Linked DNA regions of Homo sapiens: regions 2, 3 and 4 are each linked to region 1. A link is an interaction called in ENCODE POLR2A ChIA-PET data of the cell type or tissue named here. Cell type or tissue: GM12878. All regions are shown on one strand.

Region 1 (5,000 bases):
CTAGGCAGCCTCTCCTTCTCTCTCCTATATCCAAAGAGTTCTAGTCCTCTCTCCCCTTCACCCGTCACCACTACCATAAACCCTTACTGCTTACTTATAGCTTGCCCAGGCATTGTTATACATACTCTAGAAATAGTAATTCAGTTGTTCTTCAAAATAACCCCATTAGGCAGACACCATAATTTTCCCTGCTCTATAAGAAACTGGGGCACAGGAATGTTAAGCAATTAAAGCAAGGACACACAGCTAGTAAGTGGCAAGGCTGCAATGTAACTCCGGGGAGTCTGGCCCTAGTCTGTGCCCTTGACCATTGTGGAAGATGGACACAGTCCCAGATGGGCACCTAAACACCCTTTCACTCACCTACAACTGCCACCTAGCTGGCAGTGTGTGGTCTCACTTTGGAGCTGAGTCAAGCTCAGTCATGTACCAACATCTCAGGTTTCCCACACACAGTTGCACAATCTCTTACACCATCACACCCTGTCATATCACATCACCCCTCAAGCCCTTCAGTTAGATTCATGGCTTGTTGGTCATTTAGTGTCAACTCTGCACCTCCACCACCGTGCTGGGCACCAGCAACATGGATGCATCAGACAGACCATCTCCGTGCTGAGGTTTACTGTACAGGGAGCACACGGTACCTTACAGTTAGTCTTCTAAAGGCGATGATGGAAATGCGAGCAAGCACAGTGGGAGCAGGGAAGGAAGAGGGAGAGGGTGCTTCGCCCTTAGAGCAGGGTTTCTCAGCTTGGCACTGTGATGTTTCTGCTGGTGTTGTAGAGGCCTGTCCCATGCATTGGAGGATGTTTATCAGCATCCTTGGCTTCTGCCCTCTAGATACCAGTAGCCAGTGTGGCAACCAAAAATGTCTCTGGGCATTGGCAGATGTCCTATGGGGTACCAAAGCCGTCTCTGTTTGAGAACCAGTTGCAGTGGAGTGGGAGGGGTGGTTCTCGGGAGGAAGGCTTTCCAGAGGAGTATCTGTGCATGTTCTGAAAGGTGATTAGGCCCAAGCAAAGGTGTGAGGTGTCTAGGTCGTATGAGGGAGTCACTGCGTGTGCCTTGTGAGTCATAGTTGGGGTAGAGGAGACACTTTATTGCAAGAGCTGAGAAGGGCTTCGGGTGTGGCCACGGCAGTGGGATGATTCCTCTGTCTACCGGGAGGCCTGGCCTGGCCTGGCCTTGGTTTGGAGGCTAGCCATGTCAGGGCTGTTCCAGGGAAGCAGCCTGGGTGGTCCAGCCCTCTGCAGGGGGGTTGGGGCCCAGCTCTAGCCCCAACCTGGGCCTCTTCCCCCAGGCCCCAAAGTGAGGCCCCAGGGGACCCAGTGGGCAGGGTTATCTGTCCAGCCCCACCTGGAACATCTGGCTCCAATCTCCCAGCTCACCCTGGGGTGTGGCTGAGAGTTGCTGTGGAGATGAAGGCCCTGGGCTGAGAGCTTGTGGGAAGGGCAGTGTGGGGCCAGCCCCAACTGGAAGACAGGGGCAGGCAAGGAACAGGGGTGAAGGCCAGGCTGAGAGGCTAAGCCGGAGAAGCTGGCCCTTTCCTCCTTGTAACTGGCGCTGAAAGCTTGGCTGGCAGTTTAGCCCCTTCTTCCCCACAATAGCATCCCGTAGAGCACAGGGAGAGTTGAGACCGAGCCTAAACCTGGCCCAGGGATCCCTGCTGGGGATGACCTAACTGACCTAGTCCTCCTGGGGTAAAGGAATGTCTAGAGGGAAGGATGGTGAGACCAGCCAGAGGTTCCAAAACGCATACCCCTCCTGGCAGTGGTCTAGAATCCTAGATCAAGGGTTGGCAGGAGGGCCACATCCAGCCAGCAGCCTGTTTTTGTGCAACCCATGAGCTAACAATGGTTTTTACATTTTTACAAGGTTGAGAAAAAAAGAACAATGAGTGACAGAGGCCATATGTGGCTCACAGACCCTACCTAATGGATTCTAGCTAGCCTTTTACATAAAATGTTTACCCCAGTCCGGCTCTGGAGCACTTTGACTTGCATGCTCCCTACTTACAGGGAACTCACCACCTGTAAGGTGGGCAGCCTCATACCCTGAAGTCTATAAAGCTCTTCCTTCCCCTGAGCTGGAGTCTGGCCCTGGCACCTCTGCCCTCTGGGGCTACAGAGTGCTGGGTTCCTCTGCCAGGAGCAGCCGAGCAGGGTCTGGAGACTAGCTTTATTCCCTGAGGCAGGCCCGTAGTTCCTTCAGGTTCCTCCTTACTCTTACATTCTTAGGGTAATGATTTCTGGCAATTTCAAAATGGAAAACCTTGTCCCTAAGGCTCCTCCGAAAGTGGTGACTTCTTTTCTTGAGAGAGCAACAGTGACAGCAGTAACAGCTTACCCATGTGCCAGGCAGTGTTCGCCGCCTCATGCCCCTCTACAAAGGGGAAGTGAGAAGTTCCTTGGCAGATGGGCAGACATGTAGTCTCACCCACAGTTGCCTCGACTGGCGGGAGGTGGTGTGGGGATTCCCAGGTGTCCTTAGGCTTGGGCAGGCCTCCCCCTCACCCCAGGAGAGCCACCGGGTGAGGAATAGCTTCGCGTACCAGAAGCCATCCGGTTCAAAGGATCTCAGCTGCCCAGAGTCAACCTGCTTCTCCAGGGTGGTCTCCATGGTGGGTGTCCTCTAGGCTCAGTGAGGCACCTGGACAGAGATCTGTAGTAGCCCCTCAGCTCTAGGCTGGCCGACACCATGGCAGTCCCCCCAGGAACTAACCAGAACCGCTCCTCCCTCCTCAACACGCTTGCCGCCACCCAGACTCCACAGCTGGGTGAAGAGACTGGGCTGGGAAGGGAGCAGAGAAGCGGGTGGATGGCCGAGCCTGGCACATTTGGTGTGCAGGACTCCGACTGCATTCTGAGGGGTGGTTCACTGTGGGAAATGGGGTCTGACTTTGGTGGATAGGAAGAGTCGGGAGCAGAATCCAGATGAGACCCAGGGCAGGCTGCCTGGGTAGAGAAGTAGGACAGACTCGGAGGCAGAATCGAGAGGACCTGGTGATGGATGGATGTGGGGTGGTGGCAGCATCAAGTGTTTAAATCCTAAGCTTGGGACGGGCATGTGAGGTGGGAGCGTTCAGAACAGGCACGTGCCAGGTCTCACCTCACACATGACCCAGGGTTGCGGAGGCTGCTGGGAGCCGGCGGGATTGGGCCTGTGGGATCCTGTCAGGGCATAATAAGTAGACTCTTCTTTCCTGAGGTGCACCCAGACACTTCTAGGGAGGATGTGACCCCAGAGCTTTTCCCCATGTAGGGTTCTTCTCATTCTCCAGCATCCCCCTGCCTTTCCTGGGCCAAGAGTCAGCGTGGAACCCCATACGAATCCCCAGGGAGGAGAGGGCACAGAGCACCGGAACCAGCAGTAGGAATTGGAAAACCAGGCGTGGCTTCTTCCCAGAAATCTCAGGCATCAAGAGGCAGAAACCCACTCCCCAGCCTCAGCTTGGCCAGGAAGTGCTGCTGTGGGCTGGAGAGGATGGGTCTAGGCCAAGGTGAACATGCAGAGAGCTGGCTGCTCACCCTTCCTCCACCCCATAAAGTGGTCTGAGTAACAGAGCAGCTAGGCAGCGTCCAGGAGCCAGCCCTGGACAAGGTTGGGTCCCTTTGACTGTGTGACCACAGGCAGGAGACGTAACTCAGGGTGGAGCTCTGGTCACACCTCACTTACACACAGCCCTCTTGTCAGTTGCCCCAACATCTCAAGAGATCTTCAAGCTTATTTAGGTAGTTTCAAGCCTTACTTAGCACCTATTTACTCTTTCTTTGTATACAATTCAAACAAATTCCATTTGCTGACTTCTTGGCAAATTTCAAAAGAGGTGTGGAGAGTTGTACAAGACAAGCCTCTGAACCACAGAGGGTTGGGGGAATACCTTAGAACTATGGAATGCAGAAATTTAGCCATCAGGAGCCAGTCTGCACAGGGACAAACACCTCTCCTTGCCCCTGGAGAGAGCCCCAAGGGCAGACACCATTGCCCTGCAGCCCTGCTTGTAGGTCTGGTTGCTCAGGAGAGCAAAGTGAAATCTCTTCACATTTTCACCCCATAATGGGTCAGGAAAGATTGGACCCTCAGAAGGGCAAGCGCCATTTATCTGGACCGTTCCCATATCCACCCTCATTCAGAGCAGCCTGTTCTTGGTGGAGCCTGATAAACGGGGCATTACCGTTCCCAACCAGTCCTCCTCTGGGGTTAGTTTCGTCCACAGAAGAACACTTTGCATTTTGTTACTCTGTTTTTTGTCAAAATCTGCCTTCTGTCTGCCCCCAGCAGAATCAAGGGGTTCTAAGAGGAGAGCCTAACACCTTTGGTTCGATTCCTCCATTTCCTCACCAGGTATCCCTGGCACTGGCTCTGGGACAGACCATGGTGTGAATCAACTGTCTTCCTCAGGGAAGACAAACTCCTGGAGTCAGGGAAACCTGGATCTCGAAAGGTTTCAGCAATAAGGCCAGGGGTACCTTCCAGGCAGGAGTAGTAGCATCTCAAAGGCGTAGAGGGGTGGGAGATGGTGTGTAGTGAGTGCAAAGGTGTGGTAGGTAGGGAGATTGGATTGATACCTGGCAGGAGCCCCGATTTTGAGTTACGGGTTGAAGGCTTGGGGAGACTCTGTTAGTGGTCTGCACAGCCTTCAGGCCACCAGTGTGCAGTGGGGTGATTTTAGGGATGATGACACCAAGCACTGTTTCACTGATTCCCTGCAGCACTGTGAAGCAGCTCCTGCTAATGTCTGCACTTTAGAAATGGGGCCATGGAAACTCACAGATGAAATAACTTGCTCATGGTCACACTGGAAATAAGGGGTGGAGCTAGGACCTGAATTTAGTTGTGTCCAGAATCAGAGTTCAGGTTTCTATTCACTGCCCTGCATGGCGTCCTTGGAACGGACAAGCAGATCCTTAGGGCTTGCCTCTGCCCTACCAACTGTCCTCGCCCCTTGGAGCCTGGCCTCCATCAGATGCCTGCTGACTTGGGACAGGTTGTGACAG
Region 2 (5,000 bases), 150 kb after region 1:
GAACAAGAGCCAGGCCGCACACTCCAGCAGCTCAGAGTCTGGTAGAGGAGGCAGCTGTGTGTAGGGACAAGTGTAATGTTGGACAAGGGGATGTGCAAGCTGTTGTGGAGAGACTAAGTCTGGGGTGGGGCAGGGGAAGGTTCCACTCCTGTGGTGACATTTATCAGGGTCTCTAAGGATGAACAAAGAATTAGGAGGGACATTCTTGGCCCAGGGAATGAACCGCAGGTGCGGAAGCACGATGAGGAGATGGATCCTGGGAGGGAGGGGTGACCAGAGATGACACTGGCAGGTAGGCTGCAGGGGGTGGTCGTGCGGATGTGACCTTGAGTGGCAGCCCGTGGCGGGCACTGTGGTGTTCAGTAAGGGAGCAGAGTCTTTGTCAGACACGGGCAGGAAGCGCAGGGCGGCTTGGAGGCGGCAAACTGCAGAAAAGGAAACCGGCCAGGAGACGGGGGTGGGGGCGAGGAGGGTGGACGTGAGGAGAAAAGCAGGGCTGTGGCAGTGGTGCTGCAGAGGAGACGAGAGTTGAATATGGCTCTGAGGTTTCTAACTGAGTGGCGGGGCGGCGCCTCCGCGGAGTGAAACCATCCAGGCGGAGCTCTCCAGCCGGCGACACGCGTGGCACAGGCACGGCGACGACGCCGCTCATGCCAGTTACAGACCCCCTCCCCTCCCAGCCCCCGCTCCTTTCCTGGAGGCTGGAAACCCTCCGACGGAGGGCCGGCCTCTGGGGATGGGACGTGGTCCCCTGGCCCACTCTGGCTGTCCCGAGAATGCCCAGGCCCGGCTTCAGCCGCGACCACATCGGGAAGATGGAGCCGGGCTGGTCGCCGACAGCACCCGGGCAGCGCCCTTCTCGCCCCTTCCACGCGGCCGCGGAGGCTCACCTGAGGGCTCACCCTGGGGACACGGCATTCCTACATGAGATGGGGGTCCGCCCTCCTGCCCCGTTTCCTGTGCGGTGGAGGGGGCCAGCCCTAGCGAGGAGCGCCTCTCACTCCCACCCTAGCTCTTAGCTCACAATCCTCAGAGCAGGGGAGGGGTTGCGGGTCTGTAGTCGGGGAGAAGGGCCTCAGTTTCCAGGGGAGCCCAGGTCTTGTAGTGGGGGCGGTGGGGAATGGAGGAGTCCCAGGGAAGGGGACGTCTCCTCTACCTGGGCCAGGCTGGGAAGGCTTCATGGTGGAGACGGCGGGCCCAGGCGCGTGGGCCCGGAGTGGGGCGGGAAATGCGCTGGGGAGGCGAGGCTGTGCCGGGATGCTGGGCCCAGCCTCTCCTGGGCCCCTAGAGGTAAGCTCCACGCGGGCAGGGCTGCTTGTACGTTTGCTTCGCTACTGTTCGCTGTGCCTATAGGAAGGGCATAGGCACATAGGAATACTATTTGGATGAATGACAAGCTAAGGAATTTGGATTCAATTCCTGAAGAAAAGTTTTTCAGTAGGAAGGTGACATGGTCAGGTTGTTTCAGGAAGACTAACCTGGCAGGCATTGTGGAGGAAGGATCTGCAATCCCGCAGGGCAGGAGGCAGGTGAGCAACAGATGGGATGGGAAGAAGGAGCCCCCTCAGGAGCCCATGTGAGATGGACTCCCACGGGTGAGAGCAGCGAGAGGGAGGGGATAAGAGCATCTCAGAGGTGACTATCTTTGGCAGCTGGGCTGACAAAGTGCTACAGAAAGAAACTTTTTGGTATTGGGTAAGGATTTCAGGCATGGGTTCTCAGATAGTGCCCCATCCTCACCAGTCCACCGGAAGCGACACTGGAGCAGGGATCACTGTGAGGACCCCACAGGAGAATATAAAAGGGCAAGGGAGCTAGAAGGTCAAGTGACACTTTGCCTCTCCTTGCAGCCAGCCCGGGAAAGAGGAGTTTAAGACCAAGCATGTTCTGAGAACACCACACAGCAAGTACTGGGCTACATGTTGTACAGACATTCTCATCATGTCACTGGAACTTCTCAGCTAACCTGAGGTTAGTGTTAGCATTCCCATCCTACAGAAGAGGAAGTAGGGGATCAGACAGCTGATTCTACTGAAGAACACACCATTAATAATTAGTGGAGCTGAGACCTGAAAACAGTGATACCAAAGTCAGACCTAGGGTGTGTGAGAAACCGGGCGGAGGCAACAAAAGGTTTGCTACACGCCCCAGCCTGAGTCAGGCCAGCTTCCTTTGACCATCCACGTGTTTCTCTTCATTGCTCCCTGCCATGTGGCCCATTAAAGTGGCAAATTAGCCAGGCATGGTAGCTCACACCTGTAATCCCAGCACTTTGGGAGGCCAAGGCAGGCAGATCACGAGGTCAGGAGATCAAGACCATCCTAGCCAACATGGTGAAACCCTGTCTCTACTAAAAATACAAAAAAAAAATTGGCCGGGTGTGGCAGTGCGTGCCTGTAGATCCAGCTACTCGGGAGGCTGAGGCAGGAGAATGCTTGAACCTGGGAGGCGGAGGCTGCAGTGAGCCGAGATTGCACCACTGCACTCCAGCCTGGGTGACAAAGCTAGACTCCATCTCAGAAAAAAAAAAAAAAAAGAGTGGCAAGTTAAAAATTGTAGCGTAATGATTATACCAGCTTACCTTTAAACCAAGTTTACATTCCAGCGTTAACACTTACCAGATGTATAAACATGAACAAGTTACTTTTTCTGAACCTGTTTCCTAATCTGTAAAATGGGATTGTTGTCAGAATTAAATGAGATTATATGCTTGACAGAGAGTAGAAGCTCAATTATTAGCATTATTAATCTAAGGATATGATCATACATCTATTAACCTGGACATCCCCAAAGTTTCCTTCAGGAGAGGGGAAGGAAGCAGGGTAGCTGAGAAAGATACCCCCCTAACAGAAGTTTCTAGCTTCCCTCATTCTGGATCTCACAGGAAGTACAGAACAGGAACAGTAAGTTAGGCTACTTACACTTGTGCTAATATGGTAGCCAGCAGCCACATGTGGCTACTGAGCACTTGAAAGGTGGCTAGTCTGAATTGAGACGTGCTGTAAGTATAAAGTACATACCAAAGTTTGAATGCTTAGTTTAAAAAAGAATGTAAAATAATTTCTTTTAGTAATTTGTTGAAATGCTAATAGTTTGGATATGTTGGGTTAGATAAAATGTATGTATGTATTTATTTTTTTGAGACAGGGTCTCACTCTGTCACCCATGCTGGAATGCAGTGACATGATCATGGCTCAAAGCAGCCTGGACCTCCCGGGCTCAAGCAATCCTCCTACCTCAGCCTCCCAAGTAGCTGGGACCACAGGCACATGCCACCATGCCTGGCTAATGTTTGTATTTTTTGTAGAGATGAGATCTCCCTATGTTGGCCAGGTTGGTCTTGAACTCTTAGGCTCAAGCGATCCTCCTGCCTCAGAGTCCCAAAGTGCTGAGATTATAGGCATGAGCCACTGCACCTGGTGATAAAATGTATTCTTAAAGTTAATTTCACTTTTTACTTTTTGATGTAGCTACTGGAAAAATTTAGATCACACATGTGGCTCACATTATATTTCTATTAACTGCATTGACTTGGATCCTTCACAGGATATAGGTGCAGAGCTGCAGATGTCCATCCATTGATTTATTCTTTTTTTCTTTCTTTTTTTTTTTTTTTTTTTTGAAGTGGAGTCTCACTCTGTCGCCCAGGCTGCAGTGCAGTGGCACAATCTCGGCTCACTGCAACCTCCGCCTCCCAGGTTCAAGCAATTCTCAGGCCTCAGCCCCCTGAGTAGCTGGGATTACAGGTGCCCGCCACCACACTCAACTGATTTTTATATTTTTAGTAGAGATGGGGGTTTCACCCTGGTGGCCAGGCTGGTCTTGAACTCCTGACCTCAAGTGATCTGCCTGCCTTGGCCTCCCAAAGTGCTGGGATTACAGGCATAAGCTACCATGCCTGGCCCACTTATTCATTATTAAGAGTGTTTATCATGCGCCAGGCACTATTTTAGATGCTCGAGACAGCAGTAAACAAGACAAAGACAGTCTCTGTCCTCACAGAACTTATAATCAGAGAACTTATAAACAGAAGCAAAACATAAATCATTTCTGGTTGTGCTAAATGCTGTGGAAAACAAAGCAGAATCAGAACCACTTTAATGTGAGAAGGGTTGGTATTTCTGATAGGGTAATCAGGGAAGTGGTATTTCAGCAGGGACCTAAAGGATGAGAAGACACAAACCTGCAAAGACCCTGGAGGCAATGCTCCAAGCAGATGAGACAGCAAATGTAAATGAGCGGCAATGAGCTTGGTGTGTGGGAAGAACAGCAAGGTCAGCAAAGCAGGAACATGCTGAGTCCTGAGAGTGGCAGATCACATAGAATCTAGGGAAGAAATGAGAAATTCTGGGATTTTTTTTTTTAACAGAAGTGTTGTGATCTGGCTTGTAGTTTGTTTGTTTGTTTTGAGACGGAGTCTCGCTCTGTGGCCCAGGCTGGAGTGCAGTGGCACGATCTCTGCTCACTGTAAGCTCCGCCTCCCGGGTTCACGCCATTCTCCTCCCTCAGCCTCCCGAGTAGCTGGGACTACAGGCACCCGCCACCACGCCCAGCTAATTTTCTGTATTTTTAGTAGAGACGGGGTTTCACCGTGTTAGCCAGGATGGTCTCGATCTCCTGACCTCGTGATCCGCCCGCTTCACCCTCCCAAAGTGCTGGGATTACAGGCATGAGCCACCGTGCCTGGCCTTGTAGTTTTAAAAGATGCTGCTGACAGCCTCTGTGGAAGCAGGGAGGCAAGTTAGGAGATCACTGCATTGTCCAGGCTGAACATGTTGGTGGCTTGGACTAAGGGGGAAAGGGGTGAGGTGAAGAGAAGCAGTCACATTTGGGATACATTTTGAAGGCAGAGCTGGGACTTGCTGACTGGTATGGGGAGAACAAGAGAAATCAAGAATGACTTAGGTCATTCTTGTTGTGGCTGCCACAACAGTGTGAGACAGGTGCTGATGGAAAGAGAGAGGCCTGGTGGTGAAACAGGTTTTGGGGATGAACTCAAG
Region 3 (5,000 bases), 160 kb before region 1:
GCAGGCATAGGATCCAGCTGGGTAACATGAGCCAAGTGCAGCCTGCCAGATCAAGTGGGCAGAATGAGCCCAGCGGCCCAAGCAAAAATTGGGCAAAGGTGCCATGGGCCACAGAGGCTTCTGGCCAGAAGAGCGACATCCAAACATGTTGTAAAAGAGTTATGATGCTAAGTTGAGCATAAAGAACTAAGAATACTGAATGGCATAATAACACTTGATAAACGTCAAGTATCAATGCTATGATTACCACTACTATCAACACTGAAATGTTAGGATGGTTTAACCTAGGAAAAGAGAAAAACCATGATCAACTTAATTGTTGCTGAAAAGACATTCCATAAAATTCAACACTGACTTCTTTTAAAAATGCTTAGTAATCTAGAAATATAAGTAAGCCTTATATGTATCCAAAACTAAAAACTACAGCAAATCTCATTCTGTCACTCCTCTATTCAGTATTTTTCTGGATGTCTTACTCAATACAAGAGCAAGAAGCAAGAGGCACAAATTTAAGAAAATAAGAGACAAAAATTTTCTCTTACTTATAGATTGTTTGCAGATAATCTGAATAGCCAGAAATTCTGAGGCAGGGTAATCAATGGAGAAAACTATTAGAATTAACATTCAAAATTCAGGACAAGCATTGAAACGGAGTGTTTAGTGAGATGGCCTGATATAAAAATAACATATAAAGCCTGTCATGGTAGCTCACAGCTGTAATCCTGGCACTTTGGGAGGCCAAGGCAGGAAGATTGCTTGAGTCCAGGAGGTCTAGGCTGCAGTGAGCCATGGTTGCACCACTGCACTCCAGTCTGGGTGACAGAGTGAGACCCTGTCTCAAAAAAATAAAATAAAATAAAATAAAGTATTGAAGTCAATAGTTTTGCTATATATACCAGCAATAATTGTATCAGGGCTGTTGATATGAAAGAGCTTTTTTTAAGCAATAAGGGAAGTTATTGGGGTTAACAGAAATAATAAAAGGCTGGAGAATGAGGATTGGAAAATAGAGAAGAATTGATGCTAGGCAGCAGGAATCATAATAAATAATCACATAGCAAGAACAGGCTAAAAATAAAGAAACACACACATATAAGAAGAAAAAAGAGAGTAAACTAACCTATGCGACAATATTCTTTGCTGCAATGAACTCACCTCTGATCACCTCCAAATCTTCAATCAATATCAAAGTTCCTAAGAACACCTCACCTGCAAAAGCTAAACCAAATGCCAACCCCTTGGTGAGCCACACTCAGGGACATTGCTAAACACAACCTACTACCCATGCAACTAACTATTGTATATATAAACAAACTTCCTGATGAGAGAAACCAGAAATGTTTCCCAAAAAAAGAAGAAAAAAATCATAAACAAAAGTTTCCAAATTCTAGGGAACCTAGTCCTGAGATTTTTTTTCATATGCTGTAACAATTTTAATTCTTTTTTTTTTCCTGCTTCTACCACAAGAAAGACACAAGAAGTCTAGAGAAATCTCAGCTACTCGGGAGGCTGAGGCACAAGAATCACTTGAACCCAAGAGGCAGAGGCTGCAGTGAGCCAAGCTGGAGCCACTGCTCTCCAACCTGGGCGACAGAGTGAGACTCCATCTCAAAAAAAAAAAAAAAAAAAAAGTCTAGGGAAAGACAAACATCTCCTTTTTCATAAGATCAGAAGGCTCTGGATTCAAAGGAGAATTACTCTCAGGGGCCTAATATCACTTGAAGGCCCCAAGTCAGGAGTTATGACCAAGATAAACTTTGGAAATTCTATAATAAGGCAAATAAGCAAAGAAAAGGCAATGTTCTACTCACTCTGAATTCACAAACCTTATACAATATTAGTAAATTCAGTTACTAATTAAAGATACCAATTTGAGAGCCAGTTTTAACAACTTGAGAAAACACTTAAAGCAAAACCCAACTATCTTTTGGCTCTGCTAACCTGCCATGCTTCAAAACTTTAGCCTGAGGAAGCCATGGCTAAGAGTTCATCCAGGAAAGGTTGGCTTATTTTGGGGTATAAATTGTGCGAGAAGAGGATGTGAGGAATCAGAGAAATTTGGTTGAAGTGGGCTTTGCAATGTAAGTGTAAAAAGCATGGGCTATGGAGCTGGGAAGTCCTGGATCTGATTCCTGGTGTCATCATCACTCACCAACCATGCGATGCAAAGCAAGTTTCTGATCCTTAATTCATTTCTTTCATTTTAATTTTTATTTTATAGATTTAGAGGGTAGAAGTGCACTTTTGTTACATGAATATACTGTGTAGTGGTAAAGTCTAGGCTTTTAGCATACCCATAACCCAAATAGTGCACATTGTGCCCAGTAGATAAATTTTCACCCCTCACCTTCCTCCCACCCTCCCACATTTTGGAGGGACCAATGTCTATTATTCCACTCTGTATGTCCATGTGAACGCATTGTTTAGCTCCCATTTATAAGTGAGAACGTGAGGTATTTGACTTTCTGTTTCTGAGTTATTTCGTTTAGGACAGTGACCTCCAGTTTCATCCATGTTGCTGCAAAAGACACCATTTCATTCATTTTACAGCTACACAGTATTTCATGGTATATATCCAGTCATTACTGACGGACACTTAGGTTGATTCCAAGACTTTGTTATTCTGAATAGTGTAGTGATAAACGTACAAGTGCAGTTGTCTTTTTTATAAAATTATTTATTTTCCTTGGGTAGATACCCAGTAGTGAGACTGCTGGATAGAATGGTAGTTCTATTTTTAGCTCCTTGAGGAATCTTCATACTGTTTTCCACAAAGGTTGTACTAATTTACATTCCCACCAACAGTGTATAAGCATTCCCTTTTCTCCACACCCACGTCAACATCTGTTCTTTTTTGTCTTTTTAATAATAACCATTCTGACTGGTGTAAGATGGTATCTCATAGTGGTTTTAATTTGCATTTCTCATCTTACTAGTGATGTTGAGCATTTTCTGTATGTTTTTTAGCCACTTGTATATCTTCTTTTTAAAAATGTCTGTTCATGTCTTTGCCCACTTTTGATGGGGTTGTTTTTTTCTTGTTGAACTGTTTGAGTTCCTTGTAGATTCTGAAAATTAGTCCTTTGTTGGATGCATTGTTTGAAAATATTTTCTCCCATTCTGTAGGTTGTCTGTTTACTCCGTCAATTTTTTCTTTTGCTGTGCAGAATCTTTTCAGTTTAATTAAGTCTCATTTGTCTATTTTTTGTTTTGTTGCATTTGCTTTTGAGGTCTTAGTCATAAGTGGTTTGCCTAGGCCAATATCCAGAAGAGTTTTTTGTGGGTTTTCTTCTAGGATTTTTGCAGTTTCAGGTCTTACTTTTAAGTCTTTAACACATCTTGAGTTAACTTTTGTATGTGGTGAGAGATATGGGCCTTCCTCCATTCTTCTGCATGTGGCTATCTAATTTTCCCAGCACCGTTTATTGAATAGGATGCCATTTCCCCAGTGTATATTTTTGTTGACTTTGTAAAAAATCAGTTGCTTCTAGGTATGTGGCTTTATTTCTGAGTTCTCTGTTCTGTTCCATTGATCTGTGTGTCTATTTTTATATCAGTACCGTGCTGTTTCAGTTACTATATCCTTGAAGTCAGGTAATATGATGCCTCCAGCTTTTTGCCTTTTGCTTAGAATTGCTTTAGCTATTCAGGCTTTTATGGGGTGCCATATGAGTTTTAGGATTTCTTTTCTAATTCTGTGAAAAATGATATCGGTAATTTATAGGAATTGCATTACAGATTGCTTTGGGCAGTACGGTCATTTTAATTATATTGATTCTTCCAGTCCATGAGCCTGGGATACTTTTGAATTTCTTTCTGTCATCTACAATTTCTTTCATCATTGTTTTATAGTTTTCATTATAGAGATCTTTCACCTTGGTTAAATGTATTCCTAGGTATTTTTGTAGCCATTGTAAATGGATTGAGTTCTTGATTTGCTTCTCAGCTTGATTGTTATTGATGTATAGAAATGCTGGTGATTTTTGTACATTGATTTTGTATCCTAAAACCTTACTGAAGTCATTTATCAAATCTAGGAGTCTTTTGGAGGGTTATACACACACACACACAAACACACACACACACACACACACACACACACACATATATATATATATATATATACATATATATATATATATATATATATATATATACTTTAAGTTCTGGGATACATGTGCAGAACCTGCAGGTTTGTTACATAGGTATACATGTGCCATGGTGTTTTGCTGCACACATCAACCCGTCATCTACATTAGGTATTTCTCTTAATGCTATCCCTCCCATCACCCCCAACCCCTCAACAGGTCCCGGTGTGTGATATTCCCCTCCCTGTGCCCATATGTTCTCACTGTTCAACTCCTGCTTATGAGTGAGAACATGCGGTGTTTGGTTTTCTTTTTCTGTGTTAGTTTGCTGAGAATGATGGTTTTCAGCTTCATCCATATCCCTGGAAAGGACATGAACTTATCCTTTTTAATGGCTGCATAGTATTCCATGGTGTATATGTGCCATATTTTCTTTATCCAGTCTATCATTGATGGGCATTTGGGTTGGTTTCACATCTGCTATTGTGAATGGTGCTGCAATAAATGTACGTGTGCATGTGTCTTTATAGTAGAATGATTTATAATCCTTTGGGTATATACCCAGTAATGGGATTGCTGGGTCAAATGACATTTCTAGTTCCAGATCCTTGAGGAATTGCCATACTGTCTTCCACAATGGTTGAACTAATTTACACTCCCACCAACAGTCCAAAAGCATTCCTATTTCTCCACATCCTCTCCAGCATCTGTTGTTTCCTGACTTTTTAGCGATCACCATTCTAACTGGCATGAGATGGTATCTCATTGTGGTTTTGATTTGCATTTCTCTAATGTCCAGTGGTGATGAGCTTTTTTTCGTATGTTTGCTGGCCACATAAATGTCTTCTTTTGAGAAGTGTCTCTTCGTATCCTTTGTCACTTTTTGATGGGGTTGTTTGTTTTTTCTTGTAA
Region 4 (5,000 bases), 360 kb before region 1:
AATGGCACAATCTCGGCTCACTGCAACCACCACCTCCTGGGTCCAAGCCATTCTCCTGCGTCAGCCTCCTGAGTAGCTGGGATTACAGGCTAATTTTGTATTTTTTTTTAGTAGATATGGGGTTTCTCCATGTTGGTCGGGCTCAGGCTCGTCTCGAACTCCCGACTTCAGGTGATCCGCCCTCCTTGGCCTCCCAAAGTGCTGGGATGACAGGCGTGAGCCACCGCACCCAGCCGGGTGTCATTATTATGATCCCCATTTTGCAGATGAGGAAACAGATGCATCCTCAGGTTAGTTAAGTGATGGTGTTCAGCTTTGACCCCAGACAGTTTGATCCACAGCCAGAGAGCTTAACTATGCCCAAGGCCTGTTAGACTATACTACCTAGACAGGAAGAAGGCCAGCACACCCAGGGAGGCTGCTTTCATCTGCATGTCATCCTTCAAACTCTTAAAAATGATTGAAGAAAAACAATCCTTTTGTATCCAGCATGCATCTGAAATTTTATTCTGGAAAACAATGAGCTCAACTCTGTGCTGTGTGATGATGGAGTGGTGCCCTTTAAAAGGCAAGGGCTGACCAGGAGAGATGGGCAGGCATGAATTTTAAGGATGTCTTGCCTTTAAGTTCCATCAGGTCCTTGCTTTAGCTCAGGTCACTCTGAAATCCTAGAAGAATAGCACACCCAATAGCACATGACACAAGTGACTCATTGTTCTTCTGCCTCAAACAACAGCAGCCTACTTAGCATACAAAACACATTTTATGAGACAAAGCTGGCTCGGGCCACAGCCACGCATTCTTTGCAGGAGCCACACATGGGGGCTGCTTTCTGGTTGTTCAATCTTACTTTGTTTATTTATTATTATTATTATTATTACTATTACTTTAGAGACAGAGTCTCGCTCTATTACCCAGGCTGGAGTGCAGTGGCGCAATCATAGCTCACTGCAGCCTCGAACTCCTGGGCTCAAGCAATGCTCCCACCTCAGCTTCCTGAGTAGCTGGGACTATAGGTGTGTGCTACCACCCCTGGCTTCAATCTTACTTTGAGGATAAGAGGTAGTGACAACACAAGTCCATTAGTGCTCATGATGCATGATTTATTTCGTGGTGACACAGGGATGATGAGGAAAGGCTTGAAGGCAGTGTCTCAACTCCTCTTTCCCTAGCCCTTTCTCCCTGAAGGCATATTGGTGCTTTGCCAGCTCCACCCTTGCCCGCACCCTAAGGAAGGGACACTGGCTCCCACTGGGGAGTTGGAGTGAACTATGGCACCAGCACACAGGTGTGGGCTTCCTGCTCCCCTGGGGAGAGACCTCTCCTACAGACTTAAGTGGTGCCTGCCCCCAGAGGATTTCTCTATGGGAACTGCTCCAACACCCCTGGAGTCTCAGAGCTGGGGGTCTCAGGTGGGCACCAGCTTTCCTCCCTTCCCGTTTCTAACAGGGCCCCCATGAGAAAGCAAGAATGTGGCAGAGATGACCGTTGGTATTGCTGGGGCCCAGGCAGGCAGGGCTGGGAGGGGCAGCGTGGTGGGGCAGCTCTGTCCAGTGGGTCTACGGCCTCTGGCCAGCTGCATGGACACGACATCCTCAGGAGAGGGTGTGGTAGTCCCTGGCAGGCCTGCTGAGCTCTGTTCTTGCGAGACCTGGCTACCCCAGAGATAATAACCAAGGGGATTCATAGACTGCCATCGTTACACCATGCATGTGTGATATCTAATTATCTTCCTAGGTCAGATGTAGTGAGGTGGAGCTGGTGGCTTGGGAAGAAATTGTCCCATGAACCTGAGGTTAGATCCCATGTGGCAGCTCCATGACATAATCACACTGGAGTTTCAGGGTGGTGTGGTTGGTGACCCATGAGGATTGGTGAGCTCTCGCCCTCAGGGTTTCATGGCATACATGGCCCTGGATAGGCTGGTCTCCTCCTGAAGAAGTGAGGAAACCTTAGAAGATGTGTCTCAAAACATTCCTTAGTCTCAGTCTCCTGGGAAGCTCCACTGAGGATAGATCCTTTGAGCTGACTCAGGGAACTGTGACTTCTTAGGGATAACTGGCTCAGAGGGCTCGTTTTCACCAAGCTTCAAGCACAGCCCTCAGTGGGACTTCCAATGCCAGGGCATGTCTAGGAGGTCAGGGAGGGCAGACTAGGAATAGGGAAAGGCAGCCTTCTGGGAAGGTGGAGTTTGAATGAAGGAGGAAGAGTGTGGTGTCCCTAAGGACAGTCCTAAGTCCCAAGAAGGGGCTAATTCCTCTCTGGGAGGCTGGGGCTGGAAGAGGCCGGAAGCCTGGGAAATGGGCAGCCTTCCTCCAGAGGCTTACAAAGAGAAGGAAGGTGTCCTCTACCGATTCAAAAGGGGCATCTGCTTACAACAGAACAGAGGTCCCTGTACACAGAGTGGAAAGTGTTAACACCAGTTCCTTTTTTTTTTTTTTTTTTGAGACAGAGTCTCATTTCCAGGCTGGAGTGCAGTGGTGCGATCACAGCTCACTGCAGCCTCGACCTCCAAGGCTCAAGCGATCCTCCTATCTCAGCCCCCTTGATAGCTGGGACTACAGGCACACATCACCATGCCTGGCTAATTTTTTTAAAAATTTTTTATTTTTGTAGATACGGGGTTTTGCCATGTTATCCAGGCTGATCTCCAGCTCCTGAGCTCAAGTGATTGGCCTGCCTCAACCTCTCAAAGTGCTAGGATTACAGGCGTGTGTCACCACGCCCAGCCCATAACACCAGTTCTTAATCTGGAGCGAGCAAGTGAGTTGCCTGGAATTCTAACCATTCATTCATCCAATAAGTGTTTGTGGAGCATCTTATTAGCATCCGGCCTGTGAGCATATCTGTGATTGGGTGCACACATGCATTTTCCTGCATTCATCAGCTTCTCAGAAGGGCTCTGCAGCTACCCTAAGGCGAAGGCCCTCAGGCTAGAAGTCCCATCTGCTGCAGGGAGGGCTTGTGTCTGATGCAGAAGGGAGCAGGTGTGGGGAGGGGCTAGGGCGCCTCGGTTTTTTGCCTGCTCAGCACCCATTCCCTGATCTTCTGGTGGCAGCATCCTGAGTTTTCTTAGGAAATATAATCACATTTTTTTTTAAAGGAAGTGATTGCGATGTGTCACTCCAAAGATTTTGAGGAGTCCAACACCTGGATGATCAGTTTCACTCATAGGAGCAGAGGAACTTAGCTGCTGCGCCACTGAAAAGGTGCTGGACTGAGAGTCAGAAGCCCGAGTTTGGATTCTGGCTCTGCCACTGATTAACAGAGTTTTTCAGACGTTATCTACAGACCTCTGATTTTGAAGGTTGAGTTAATCGTGTGCTTTGGATAAGAGCAAAACCATCACTGGTCTGTAGACTGCACCTTGGGACCACTCCATCGTTCATATCCTAGGACTTGTCTTTGTCAACAACTGCATGCAGCCAGGCGCAGTGACTCAGGCCTGTAATCCCAGCACTTTGGGAGGCTGAGGTGAGAGGATAGCTTGAGGCCAGGAGTTTGAGATCATCCTGGGCAATAAAGCAAGACCCTGTCTCCAAAAAATAAAATAATTAGCTGGGCGTGGTGGCACAAGCCTGTAGTCCCAGCTACCCGGAAGGATCGCTTGGGCCCAGGAGACAGAGGCTGCAGTAAGCTATGATCGTGCCACTGCACTCTAGCCTGGGATAAGGTGAGACTCCGTCTCTTAAATCAATCAAACAAACAAACAAACAAAACCTGCAGGCCAGGCACAGTGGCTCATGCCTGTAATCTCAGCACTTTGGAGGCCGAGGTGGGTGGACCACGAGGTCAGGAGATAGAGACCATCCTGGCCAACATGGTGAAACACGGTCTCTATTAAAAATACAAAAATTAGCTGGGCATGGTGGCGCGTGCCTGTAATCCCAGCTACTCGGGAAGCTGAGGCAGGAGAATCGCTTGAACCAGGGAGTCGGAGGTTGCAGTGAGCCGAGGTCACGCCATTGCACTCCAGCCTGGTGACAGAGTGAGACTCTGTTTCAAAAAAAAAAAAAAAAAACCCAAAAACAAAACAAAACTGCATCCCTCGTGTAACTTCAATTTCCTTCTGCCACCATCTGCCCACCACCTCCTGTTTCTCTATTTTTTCTACTCACTCTCTCTAGTACACCAGCAACCCATCCTAAAATCCATCGATCCTACCACCTTTTTGGGTTCTCTGCACCCCTCTGTACCCACTTCCCCCTTTAACCTGACCAGATACTGTGGGCCATCATTACAACCACTCCCTTGCCTACAGCTCAGCTCCCTTGCCCACTCCCTTCTTGCTTTATCATATTTGCCCAGCAAATCCCTAATCTTGGTGAAACCCGTCTTTCCATCTTCTCCCCACCTGCACTTGGAGGGACTAGAAGAGGAAAAAACTCAGACACCCTAACTGACCATGCCCATCTACCTTAAAGGAGGCCTGAGGCTGTCTGGCAAGCCCATTATACGCCTGGGCCCATTCTCTCTGCCACGCTCTGGGGTGATGAATTCACACCTTCTTTTCTCTTCTCTTCTTCAGCCTCAGCACCCCCTTCCTGCTGTTCACTCAGCTAAGGACACTGCTTCTTATTTCTCGGGAAAAACAGAAGCCATCAGGGGAAAGCTTCCTAAGGCTCCCATCACAGACCTAGTGCATTTTACCTGTCTAAGCCACCTTCCTCCTTTGACTCAGAGGGACTCTGCTGCTCCTGTCCAAGGCCAACCCTCCCCGTGCACTTGACCCCACCCTCTCGATTCCTCAGGGACTCCACACTTGCCTTGTCCCTTCTCTTCCTTCTGCATCATCAATTTCCAGTCTCTCTTGGCTTATTCTGGCCAGCATTACACACATGGTCTAACAGCTCCTCCCCTTAAAGCAAAATCCTCCCTTAGTCCCACACCCCTCTCCAGTGTCAGTCCCATGTCTCTGCTCCTTTTATAGCAAAACTCCTTGGAGGTGTGGTCTCCACTTCCTCTGGTCCCATACTTATGCTTCACTCCAATCAGGCAGT

Evidence for each region. Peaks named below come from ENCODE experiments on the same cell type or tissue, not always from the same donor. Only the 100,000 strongest peaks of a DNase experiment are listed, where the experiment ranks them.
Region 2: POLR2A ChIA-PET joins it to region 1 with 6 read pairs; 8 of 35 experiments call an interaction of 5 or more read pairs at or near these places.
Region 3: POLR2A ChIA-PET joins it to region 1 with 6 read pairs; 2 of 35 experiments call an interaction of 5 or more read pairs at or near these places.
Region 4: POLR2A ChIA-PET joins it to region 1 with 7 read pairs; 2 of 35 experiments call an interaction of 5 or more read pairs at or near these places.

The regions. Positions count from the first base shown.
Region 1 is chr1:42,932,835-42,937,834 of GRCh38, reverse strand. All of the region lies in intron 2 of SLC2A1 (solute carrier family 2 member 1), which reads left to right. Among named protein-coding and RNA genes, the nearest start is that of SLC2A1, 24 kb to the left of the region's middle. RefSeq lists enhancers at 953-1,022, 2,397-3,189. In GM12878, no CTCF peak of the experiment used is centred here; a DNase peak (open chromatin) is centred at 2,383; H3K4me3 peaks cover 902 bases; H3K27ac peaks cover 4,118 bases.
Region 2 is chr1:42,780,973-42,785,972 of GRCh38, reverse strand. It overlaps TMEM269 (transmembrane protein 269), which reads right to left and starts at 982. Exons shown (of 6, transcript NM_001354602.2): 1 at 891-982. It overlaps TMEM269-DT (TMEM269 divergent transcript), which reads left to right and starts at 1,078. Exons shown (of 4, transcript NR_133055.2): 1 at 1,078-1,290; 2 at 1,851-1,971. RefSeq lists an enhancer at 241-982. In GM12878, no CTCF peak of the experiment used is centred here; no DNase peak of the experiment used is centred here.
Region 3 is chr1:43,096,217-43,101,216 of GRCh38, reverse strand. No RefSeq gene overlaps it. Among named protein-coding and RNA genes, the nearest start is that of CFAP144, 49 kb to the left of the region's middle. In GM12878, no CTCF peak of the experiment used is centred here; no DNase peak of the experiment used is centred here.
Region 4 is chr1:43,290,296-43,295,295 of GRCh38, reverse strand. No RefSeq gene overlaps it. Among named protein-coding and RNA genes, the nearest start is that of C1orf210, 7.2 kb to the right of the region's middle. In GM12878, no CTCF peak of the experiment used is centred here; no DNase peak of the experiment used is centred here.